Regions from separate parts of the Homo sapiens genome. Here region 1 is linked to region 2. A link is a contact called in ENCODE Hi-C or POLR2A ChIA-PET data. All regions are on one chromosome and are shown on one strand. Each heading gives the region's core, a stretch centred on a gene start or an enhancer-like site at or near the end of the contact. The rest is flanking DNA. Distances are from core to core; before and after follow the strand shown. Region 1 overlaps ERI3 (ERI1 exoribonuclease family member 3). Region 2 overlaps ERI3 (ERI1 exoribonuclease family member 3).

What was found. Hi-C counts contacts between places; a loop is a spot of excess contacts on that map. ChIA-PET counts read pairs that join two places held with the same protein, here RNA polymerase II (POLR2A). Pooled maps may share reads with other maps.
Region 1: a loop to region 2 is called in a map of PC-3, with 4 times the contacts of the local background. The contact joins two enhancer-like sites. A Hi-C loop is called at or near these places in 2 of 168 maps with a recorded cell type or tissue (HepG2 and PC-3), 1 of 37 single-sample maps with no recorded cell type and 1 of 50 pooled maps. POLR2A ChIA-PET finds 5 or more read pairs at or near these places in 9 of 52 experiments (A673, GM12878, H1 and 5 more).

Annotation. Positions count from the first base shown.
Region 1 is chr1:44,325,220-44,330,019 of GRCh38, reverse strand. The region is part of intron 3 of ERI3 (ERI1 exoribonuclease family member 3); the gene reads left to right. Among named protein-coding and RNA genes, the nearest start is that of ERI3, 28 kb to the left of the region's middle. Within about 2 kb of position 2,084, at least 12 of the 41 ENCODE cell types and tissues checked have a DNase peak (open chromatin) inside an H3K27ac peak, as active enhancers do; they include PC-3, where a contact is called at or near this core.
Region 2 is chr1:44,279,888-44,285,279 of GRCh38, reverse strand. ERI3 (ERI1 exoribonuclease family member 3) reads left to right here. Exons shown (of 9, transcript NM_024066.3): 7 at 373-445. Among named protein-coding and RNA genes, the nearest start is that of SNORA110, 30 kb to the right of the region's middle. Within about 2 kb of position 1,684, at least 4 of the 41 ENCODE cell types and tissues checked have a DNase peak (open chromatin) inside an H3K27ac peak, as active enhancers do; they include PC-3, where a contact is called at or near this core.

The DNA.
Region 1 (4,800 bases), core at 835-3,334, 44 kb before region 2:
GGTTGGACTAGGATGTTAGTTGGTTGGCGATGGTGAGAATGGGGAGAAGTTACATGTTGTAACCCTTAGGTGTGCTAGGAAGGAAACAGGCTTGAGAACCATGTTCTTATGTAGCTCATAACTCTTTTGGAGACTAGTGGCCTACTGAGGAGTCAGTGGTACTGAGGTTTGTTAAGGAGTGGCGCATGGAATCTATAGTTGTTGTAAATGGGGTACTCTGAGTAGAAGATCCGTATCAGGGAGAACATAACAGGCAGAGCTGTTATAGTTGAGTTCCTTAGTGGTAATGTGGGTAGTTATTCCTCTAGGACCTATTTGATGCATTGTTTGGCCATTGGCCTAGAGGAGGTAGGTAGTGATGGTTAGGTAGATAGGATAATAACTGGCTAGAAAGCTTGGAATCTTGCTCTCTAAAAGTGTGATAAAACTGAGAGCCATGATTTGAGATTGCATTGTCTGGAAATGCAGGGACATGTCTGCGTTGTTCACAACACTAGCGGCATTTTAAAGGCCAGCTGGTCAACTGAACGGGATTGGTAGTTACAGATGGGTGGGTAGGGCTGATGAGTGAGATGAAACATGGCATTTTGATCAGGTCTACTTTCACTGGAAAGGTAATGTGACTAGAGAAACAATGTCGGGGGCAGACCTGAAAGGAAATTCATGGTTGATGGTGTTGAATGTGGTGGCTGGTGAGGATAGCAAGGAGTCCCCAAGTAGGTGCCTTAGGATATGCAGGAATTCTGTGATCCTGCTCCAAATTTGTGGCCAGGGTTGGAGAGGCCTTTCTCAGGACCAGAGGCAGTTAGATAGACCAGATAAGCTCCTGGCTTGTGTCTGTAATGAGCGGTCTTCTCATAGGAGAGGTACCCAGTCCTGCTTTTTGGTTCATCTGGACAGAGGAAGGTTTTTTTCTGGAGGGCTGAGACAATAGTGTGCTGAGCACTCTGAGGGTAGCTGATGCCCTGGTCTTGACAGTATTCCTAAAGGAAGCAGGCACTGCCATGACAAGAAGACTTTTTGCTAGCTCCCTGACAGAGATGTGCCAGTCTACTCTGTGAAGTTCTTGGATGTGACAGGCCTGTTTTTCTGCCCTAGCTCTTGGCAGCAAGGAGGATGAAATGTCTGGTGATAAGAGCTAGCGATGGTTAGCAGACTTAGAGGGCTTGACTCGGGTGCTTAAAGTGGGTCAAGTAAGGGTTTGCTCTGAGAAGGGAGCTGAGAGCCATGGGCTCTGATTCTCATTTGGTCAGTACCTCAGCGATAAGGAGTTAGTCACATAAATGTTCTAGACTACACCTTTGCTGTTTAAATTGTGGTCTGAGAACCAGCAGCATCCTCATCACCTGGGAGCTTGTTAGAAATGCAGAATGTCATGCCGGCCCTACTGAAATAGAATATACTGAAATATAATCTGAATATACTAAATATACTGAAATAGAACCTGCAATCTGACACATTCCTCAGGTCATTTGAAGTCTGAGAAACACTGCTGTAGTCTGGACCAGCGGTTCTCAAACTTCAGACTTCAGCGAGCGTCAGAGTCACCTGGAGGGCTGTTAAAACCAAGGCTGTTGGCCCCATCCCCAGGGCTTCTGATTCTGAAAGGCAAGGGTGGAGGCCAGAAATTTGCATTTCTAACAAGTTCTCAAGTGATGGGACTGGTTTGACAACAGCTGACCCTCTTAGCTTTCTCATCTGCAAAACAGGGGAGTGATTCCTGCCTGCTTACGGAGATGTGGGATCATATGGGACAGTGTGTGAGAAATGTGTTCAGTGCATTGCGGGGGTGGGGGGCGGGTATCCGTTTGTGTATTGCTTGCTTACTAGTCAGTGAATTTTTAAAAATCTATTGTCATGCCAGCACAACTGTTTACCTTCCTGGCTGCTGGCCATCATTTGTGGGCAGAGAACAGGGAATCTATGAACCACCCCACAGGCATGCAGTATTCTGTGAAGAGATCAGCAGTCCCTGGGGCTATGGATGGGGATTATTGAGCAAGGCCTCCTGTAGCCCAGCCAGCTTCCCTGGCTCCTGGCCAAGTAGTCTGACCAGAATTCTCAGTCTGCCTGAGTGGGCCTGGTCCTGTCTTGATCACTTGTTACTCACCGCCATTTCTTCACCCCCAGCTAGTGTATCTTAAGGCAATATTTGAATTGGTTTGAAAAATGGTCTTTGTCTAACCAAGCCTCTGATTCATCTTGTGATCCTGAGCAAGACACATGCCTTTCCTCCACTTTGTTGGGTGACTGATGGAACAGGCTTTGGCTGCATGTGCCCAAGTCCCAGAATGTGGACTCTGGACCTTCAAAGTGAGGGAAGCTGAGGTAGACGCTGTTCTGATGAGAATCAGTAGAGCATAGTAGTTAAAAGCATAGATTCCAAAACTGGACTGTCTGGATTTGAGTCTTGACTACCTACTGGTAGTCTGACCTTGGGCAAGTTGCTTGCACTCTTTATGCCTCAGTTGCCTTATTGGCAAAGTGGGGTTAATAATAGTACCAATCTTATAGGACTGATGGGAGGATAAACTGAGTTAAACATATTAAGTGCTCAAAACAGTGTTTGATATGTAATGGCTTATAGGTATTAGCTCTTATTAGTAGAACTAGTACTAGTATTATTCTGATCCACAACCTCCTAATAAGCTGTTGAGATACAGCAGGTGACTGGGAGGCAGGCCCTGCTTCTCTGGGAAACACAGAGAGATCAGGCCCTCTTATCAACATACTGATAGAACCAGAGTACTATCCAGAGAGATTTTTTTGGGCTTGGCACCCTTCCATTTCTAGGCCCTTCCTTAGTGATGCCTCCAGGGGACCTCTCTAGCACATAACCTGAGATTTGTTTAAATTAATTTCATGACAAATGTGTGTCTACAGGTAGCTACAAACAAATCATTTGGTTGTTTGGTGCCCTTGAAGGGTCAGCTTCACAGAAGCCACTAATATCTGAAGTTATTTACAATTGAATATGTAAAAATGTTTGAACTGTGGCTGTTTCTGAGTCATGTACATACAGAGGGAGACACAGGTGTGCACACCTCAGGTGAGGATGTGGTTTCTAAGACTTGGTCTCCTTCATTTATTGGTATTATGTTTTTGAAAAATTCAGATTTCAATAAGGGTAAATTATAATTCACTTTGCACCCATACTCTCCTCAAATAAAGAATAGCAGTGTCTATTTTCAGCCTCTTTTCTATATTTTAATTGCTTTGGGGTCTATGGAGATGGGGAGAGGGGGACATGTAGGTGAAAAATCAGCCTTTTAAAGCTCCGATTTTTTACCCTTCCTTGTCCTGAAACTTCGAGCATCAGCTCTCATCTGTCAAAGTGTAAATCAGCAATTAAAACCCAAACAGCCAAATGCCAAAGATGACCCGAAGCACAAAGCAACTGACAAACAAGTCCGGACAAATCGACGGGTAATTTATAAGCTTTGCCCTAAAATCTAATTATTTGGCAATTCGAATTTGCAGCCAGCCAGGGCTTGGCAATAAATTTAACCCGCCATAAATTATTTAGGAGCAGACTGTGGTGTAAATCAAAACCACGAGTGTTTGTTTAAGAAATAAGCTCCTTGTGCATAAAATGTCTTTTTTTTTTCCAAGGGAGAAACTGTTATTGCAAACCATACCCCATTGCCCAGTGTAGCCCTCACTTCTCCCATCCAACTTACCCTCTTCCCTGTGGCCAGGAGGCTTCTTGATCCTTGGAGAAAGGGCCCGTCTTTGCATGAGACTTTTATCCAAAACTAAATATTTGGGTAAAACCCACATGTTTTCCAGGGACTGCATTTTCTACCTTGTGGTATGTGTTGCTTTTAGATTTTATCAAACCTTTCAGTGCAGGGACACACACTTTTTGGAATTTTCTTCCGAGGGTTGAAGGAATAGATTAGTTGTTTTGAAGGAAAGCCAGTTCCTTCTTCCTAGGTTGGGAGGGGGAAGCCATGAAAAATGATCTGCTCATTCTCTTATTTCAGATAGGACATAGAAACATCAGCTCAGGCAGAGGAGAATCTATGCTTAGGAAAAAAGGGCTAGAATGCTACTCTATTAAACCCTCTGGGCTGGGTGCAGTGGCTCTGGCCTGTAATCCCAGCACTTTGGGAGGCCAAGGCAGACAGATCTCTTGAGGCCAGGAGTTTGAGACCCACCTGGCCAACGTGGCAAAACCCTGTCTTTAGTAAAAACACAAAAATTAGCTGGGCATGGTAATCCCAGCTACTTGGGAGGCTGAGGCATGAGAATCACTTGAACCTGGGAGGCGGAGGTTGCAGTGAGCCGAGATCATGCCACCGTACTCCAGCCTGGGTGACAGAGCGAAATCCTGTCTCAAAAACAAACAAAAAAACAGAATTTATAAACCCTCTGTCCCAGTTTTATGAATCCCAACAGTCTAACCTGAGTGCCTTCTGCTTAAATCCTCTTGTTGTTATTCTATCTTCAAATTTATTTTTATTTCTGCAGACACTTCAGTTGGAGGGAGTTTGAATACCCCGAAAGCAACTTACACATTTATTTCTTGTAATCTACTGATCGTGGGTGTGAAATTTCATTTGAAATGCTGTTGCAGTTGTGTCCTCAGTTTATCAAGGAAATCATTGGGGGTTCCTAGCTGAGCAATTAGAGAGCAGCCAGGGGCCGGGCGTGGTGGCTCAAGCCTGTAATCCCAGCACTTTGGGAGACCGAGGCGTGCGGATCTTGAGGTCAGGAGTTTGAGACCAGCCTGGCCAATATGGTGAAACCCTGTCTCTACTAAAAATACAAAAATAGCCGGGTGTGGTCACGGGTGCC
Region 2 (5,392 bases), core at 435-2,934:
TCTCTACATCTCATTTTCTCGTCTGTAAAATGTAGACAACAGTACCTGTGTCTCAGCATTGCTTTGAAGATTAAATGTGAAAATATAAGGTACTTGGCATACTGTAAGCCATTAGGAAATAGTGGCCTGCTGCTATTATTTTGGAAAGAATTTTTGGGCTCTCACACTTGGATCTGAGGGCTAGAGCTGGAGCCCAGTGTCCATGGTGCTGGAGGTGGGGTTCCCTTTCTTTGGTGGGGTGGGACCCATGGCTAATGGGTTGACCTTTTGAGGTCTGTTTGTCTTGTATGCTCTGTTGGACTTCCCATCTTAAGACTTCATACCTGGGACATGGATGCGCCCAACTTGTTCTCTCTTCCCTTTTTTTTGTAGGCTCCCAGGCCAGTGCCAGTACTTGGGCTTGCCAGTGGCGGATTACTTCAAGCAGTGGATTAATCTGAAAAAGGTACTGTGTCTGAGCCCCAACTGGGTGCTTCCCCTGGTGCTCTTGTGCCTCAGAGCTCCCGTCCTTTGCTTTCTTTTCTTATATCTGTTCTCCCTCTTTTTCTTTTTGTTCTTCTCTTTTCTTAACTTCATCCTTTTCCTTAGCTAATATGCACTGAAATGTGGTTATTTCTGACTGTGGAGAGCTGCTTGGGGATCCAGCTGCTGGGCAGATTATGACACTGCCCTAGTTGGTGTCCCCCAGACAGGCAGAGAAGTCCCAGTTAAGGAGATTTTGGGGGGCTCTTGCTCAGAGCTGAATCTGTGGGCAGAGCTGGCTTGTCTCTAGGAGAGACATGGCACTAGCTGAGCCTCTGGGAAAGTATTCTCCTTTGTTATCATCATCAATGTGGTCTCTGACCCTCCTAACTGGCCCTGATATATCACTCTGGTTGGGAGGCAGAGTACACTTAAGTTGGCTTTGTTCCTGCCTTGCTCCAGGAGAGCCTGGCTCATGTGAGGAAGAGCCATGGAAACTAGAGTCCAATTCCCTTTGGGCATGAGGGCAGAGACTGGAACTTATGTAGAATCAAGCACCTGGGGAGTTGGTGCTCAGGCTATGGACCGGCAAGGACCATGTGTGGCTACGATAGTGAGCCCTGGCAGAGAATGAATCACTTAGAAAACTGTACTTTCCTAGCAGAGTATCCCTGCTCTAGAGGAATCCTTGCTCCAGGAGGCCCAGTCCACTAGGGAGACTCACCCCCATAAATCATTCTGACCTAAGGGCAGCAGTCCTGGAACAGCCTCAGGAACCTCATGCTACCAGTCAGAGGAAGCTCAGAGAAAGGAGAACACACCGGGGGTCAAGGTAGTGGCTCCCAGGGGGCTTAGAGAAGAGAGAGGTCAAGGGGGGTGAGGCTAGGTATGGCGAGGATTTGAGTCTTGACCTGGGCATTCAAGGAAGGTGGGATATGGATAGGAGGAGGAGAGAATGCTTTCTCAGCAGGGAGGGCAGCATGCTTTTGGTGTGTGTGGGGGCTGGAGCTAAGCAAACATGTGGAGGAGCAGTGGAAGAGAAAGCTTTATAAGTATTTGTGCCACACTGACAATGACCTTGGACTTAGTTCCATGCTTTGTGGCATCATTTGTGAAGTTGTTTGCTTTCCACTGGTGGACAGGTGCTTTGCACTTGGTTTGTTTGCAGTTTGACTCATACCCCCTCTCCTGCTGATCTCCCATGAAACTGGGCAGCTGCTGCTTACTACTCCTCTTGTGCTGAAAAAGCTACGCACTCCCCTGGCTTTGGGCCTTGCTCTATGGCTTGCCTTCTGTCTGAAATGTCCCTCAGTCATCTTCATCAGACATATTCCCTGCCCTGGAAGATTCACCTCAGGTATCACTTCTGCTGAGAAGCCCAGCAGTCAGTCTCTTGCCTTGAGGTTCCTTGGCACTTGGGAAATCACTTATCTCAGTTGAAACTGAATCCATGTGTATTTCCTTCCAGACATGGCCATCTGGATCACAGAGATGAAGTCTGGTTCCTCTCTGTGTCTCCAGTGGCTAGGCCAGGGCTGGGTATAGAGTATGTGCTCAGTGAGTAATTGCTGGCTGACGGATTCATCTTTGAGAACTAGTTCCATAGAGGTCCCCCAAGGCAGAGCTAGGCATGTGGTGGGGCTAGGCATGGACCCCTGGAACATAGCATACCAGCTGTCAGAGCACATCTGAGGCTGCTTGCTGGCCTCAGCAAATGCAATGTGAAGGCCCGGCCAGGCGAGGCAGGCGCTGACCATGAACAATTACCCTGTGAAGTTCACTAGACTTTTTGGTGTATGGATAGCTCCCTGCCTCCAGGTTCCTTGGCAGAAAGGCAGGAAAGCAGCCGACCCATGTGGTAACGTTGTCACTCAGGGCCACCTTGGTGCTGCTGGCCCAAAGGGTGGGGGTAAAGGCAGGCTGCCCAGAGTCTGTTCAGTTTGGTTCCCCTGCAGACTGTGCTGACCTGAAGAGGAAGGGAATAGTAGGTACAAGGCGAAACTGAGGACTCTGTTGCTAGTTGGCCTTGTGATTTCCTCGTGTGAGGTAAGCTGAGCAAGTCTGGGAGACATAAGGGGTCTAACCTCTTCCTCTCTGCACTCCAGCCACTTTGTATTGCAAATGTGCTTAAAGGCCCAACAGGAGAGGTGGCTTAACTCTGGACTTTAGCTCAGTCCTTACCAACAGCCATTCAGGACATAGAGGCTGCTGAGTCTGGAGGCCCAGGGGCATGGTACTCTTTCTGACCTTTATGCTGTGTGACTTGGTGCAGGCTGCACTAAGATTCCTGCTTAAAAAGAGTAATGATAAAAGCAAAGCCAGAGAGGTCATTGCCAAGGTTGCAGGAATATTATGTAAAAGACTTACTCCATGCCTTGTGTCCCCTGTGTGACCCAGGCTCTGGTTCTCTACAGGGTCCTCTCCTGTCCTTGATCTTACTTTGTGTTTCCCCCTTCCCTTTCTTCTCTCTTCCTCCTCTGCTCCCCCAGCAGAGCATTACTCCTTGAGAAAGGTGGGAAAGGTCCTGGTCTGCTTGGTCACCTGAGACTTGCCTAGTGAGTGAGCAACTGGGCATGAATTCACCATGCCTATTTCCTAAGACCTCTAATCTGAGAAGAGGCAAAATGTCTTTCAGCTGCCCTTACTTCTCCAGAAATGGTGTGGGTTGCATCAGGAAATAGGAACTTTTCAATGGCCAAGTTTCCACATCTCCTGCTGCCACCTACTTCCCCTGTAGCAGAGTGGAGCAGGCCCGTGTTTGCTGACATTTGGAATGTCATTGAATGATCTTATATTCTTATTGAGCTGTCATCTTAGACAGGACTTGGGGCCCTGCTCCCAGCTCCCTCCAGGAGATCAGAGCTGTCACTGAGGGGCCTGAAGAATACATACACACACACACACACACACACACACACACACACACACACACACACACATATGCACATGTATAAATATACACATGTATATGCATGTGAATGCATACAGCCCAAGTGAGTATACTCCAAATTGCATGTCTGTATCCATACATGCCTTCATGTATATGCACATATTCCTATAAGCAGTCACCTGCAGAAATATTTGCAGGCATACCCAGACATGAAGGTGTTTATACATACATATTCATAAAGTATAAAGATAACATGCACACAGGTAAACATATATATATCTCTTCATCGATAAATGAATATATATATTATATATATATATATATATTTTTTTTTTTTTTCGAGACGGGGTCTCACTCTGTCACCCAGGCTAGAATGCGGTAGTATAAACATGGCTCGCTGCAGCCTTGAACTCCCGGGCTCAGATGATCCTCCCACTTCAGCCTCCCAAGTAGCTGGGACTACAAGTGCCCACCATTATGCCTGGCTAATTTTTGTATTTTTTGTAGAGAAGGGGTTTTGCCATGTTGCCCAGGCTGGTCTCAAACTCCTGGGCTCAAGCAGTCCTCCCTCTTCAGCCTCCCAAAGTGCTAGGATTGCAGGCATTAACCACTGTGCCTGGCCAATAAACAAATATTTTGAATGCCTTCTGTGTGCCAGGTACTGTGTGAGGGCCTGGGGATATAAGAAGGTGGATGTTGAATAAATAATTTTAGTTGCATTGAGTAACACTAAACAGTTCAGAGTCATGGATCATGTAAGAAGGAACTAACTTAGTAGGGTAGGGTCAGAGAATAATTCCCTGAGGAAGGATGTCTAAGCTGAGACCTGAAGAATGAGTTGAAATTGGCTAAGCACAATGTAGCATGTGGTGAGACCCTGAGGTGAGGAGAAGAAGCCTGGCAGCTTCATGAAACTAGAATGTAAGTTCTAAGAGGAGAAAGAATTTGTGTCTTTTGTTCACTGCTCTACCCCCATCGCTCTGAATAGTTCCTGGCACACAGATGTTTAATCCTTATGTGTTGAGTGAATGAATGCCTAAAATGTAGTGAAGGTGGCAAAAGGAGAGTGGCATGAGATGAGGCTAGAAGGAAGTCAGGAGCCTATAGACCACACTTTGATTTTGACCTTGATGTTTAGGGTAAGAGGAAGCTGTTAAAGGGTATTAAATATAAGAGGGGCATCATCTGATTTGCATTCTAAGAAAGTTCTCTCTGGCTGCAGTGTAGAGGGAGCTAAGAGCAGATACAGGAGACCAGTTGCTGGTTTTTCTTGATAGAGCTATGTTTGGCATTTTTGGTGGGACAGATCATTGTGTGGGTGACATTGCTGAACTTGTAGCATCCCCAGCCCCTGTTGATTGAATACCAATAGTGACCCTCTCCGAGTCGTTGTGATAATAAAAAATATCACCCTGTATACATTTCTAGTGGCCTGGACAGGGTGGGAGTGGAGGAATACTGTCCTTGGTTGAGAACCACAGAATTAGGCTGTTTCTGTGGTCCAGGTGAAAGATGGTAATTACTTCGATTGAACTGATAGCAGTGGAAATGTAGAGAAATGGGCCAATTCCTGAGTATTAAATGGTTTAGTCAGTTCTGCTATAATGCAACATAGAGATTTCTGAAAATCACCATGCTAGAGAAAGTCATGCAATAAAAATTCAGTTAGTGACACATAAAAGATAGGAATCTAATAAAAATGGTAGCATAGTTTTACACATTAAATGCTTAAGAAATACATAAATACCACAATAAATATGGTACTTTACTCTGTAAAACCCCGAAGTTTGCTTATAGAAATGGGCATGAGAAGGGTTGCAGCTTGTGAGTTATGAAGTAGTGGAAGAAGATCATCTGAAATCAGATGGAAAATTGTAACCAGATGAATGTGGTCCATAACATGTGGTGATCTAGGTGGCTGGTAGATGTTTAAGATGTGTGCATGTATGTGTTTTATGTATTCCTACCCAGCCCTGTTCAGTGAGGTATAGTTTCCTGTGTTTATCTAGTGTTTCTTGTGAACAAAATTGCACATTAACA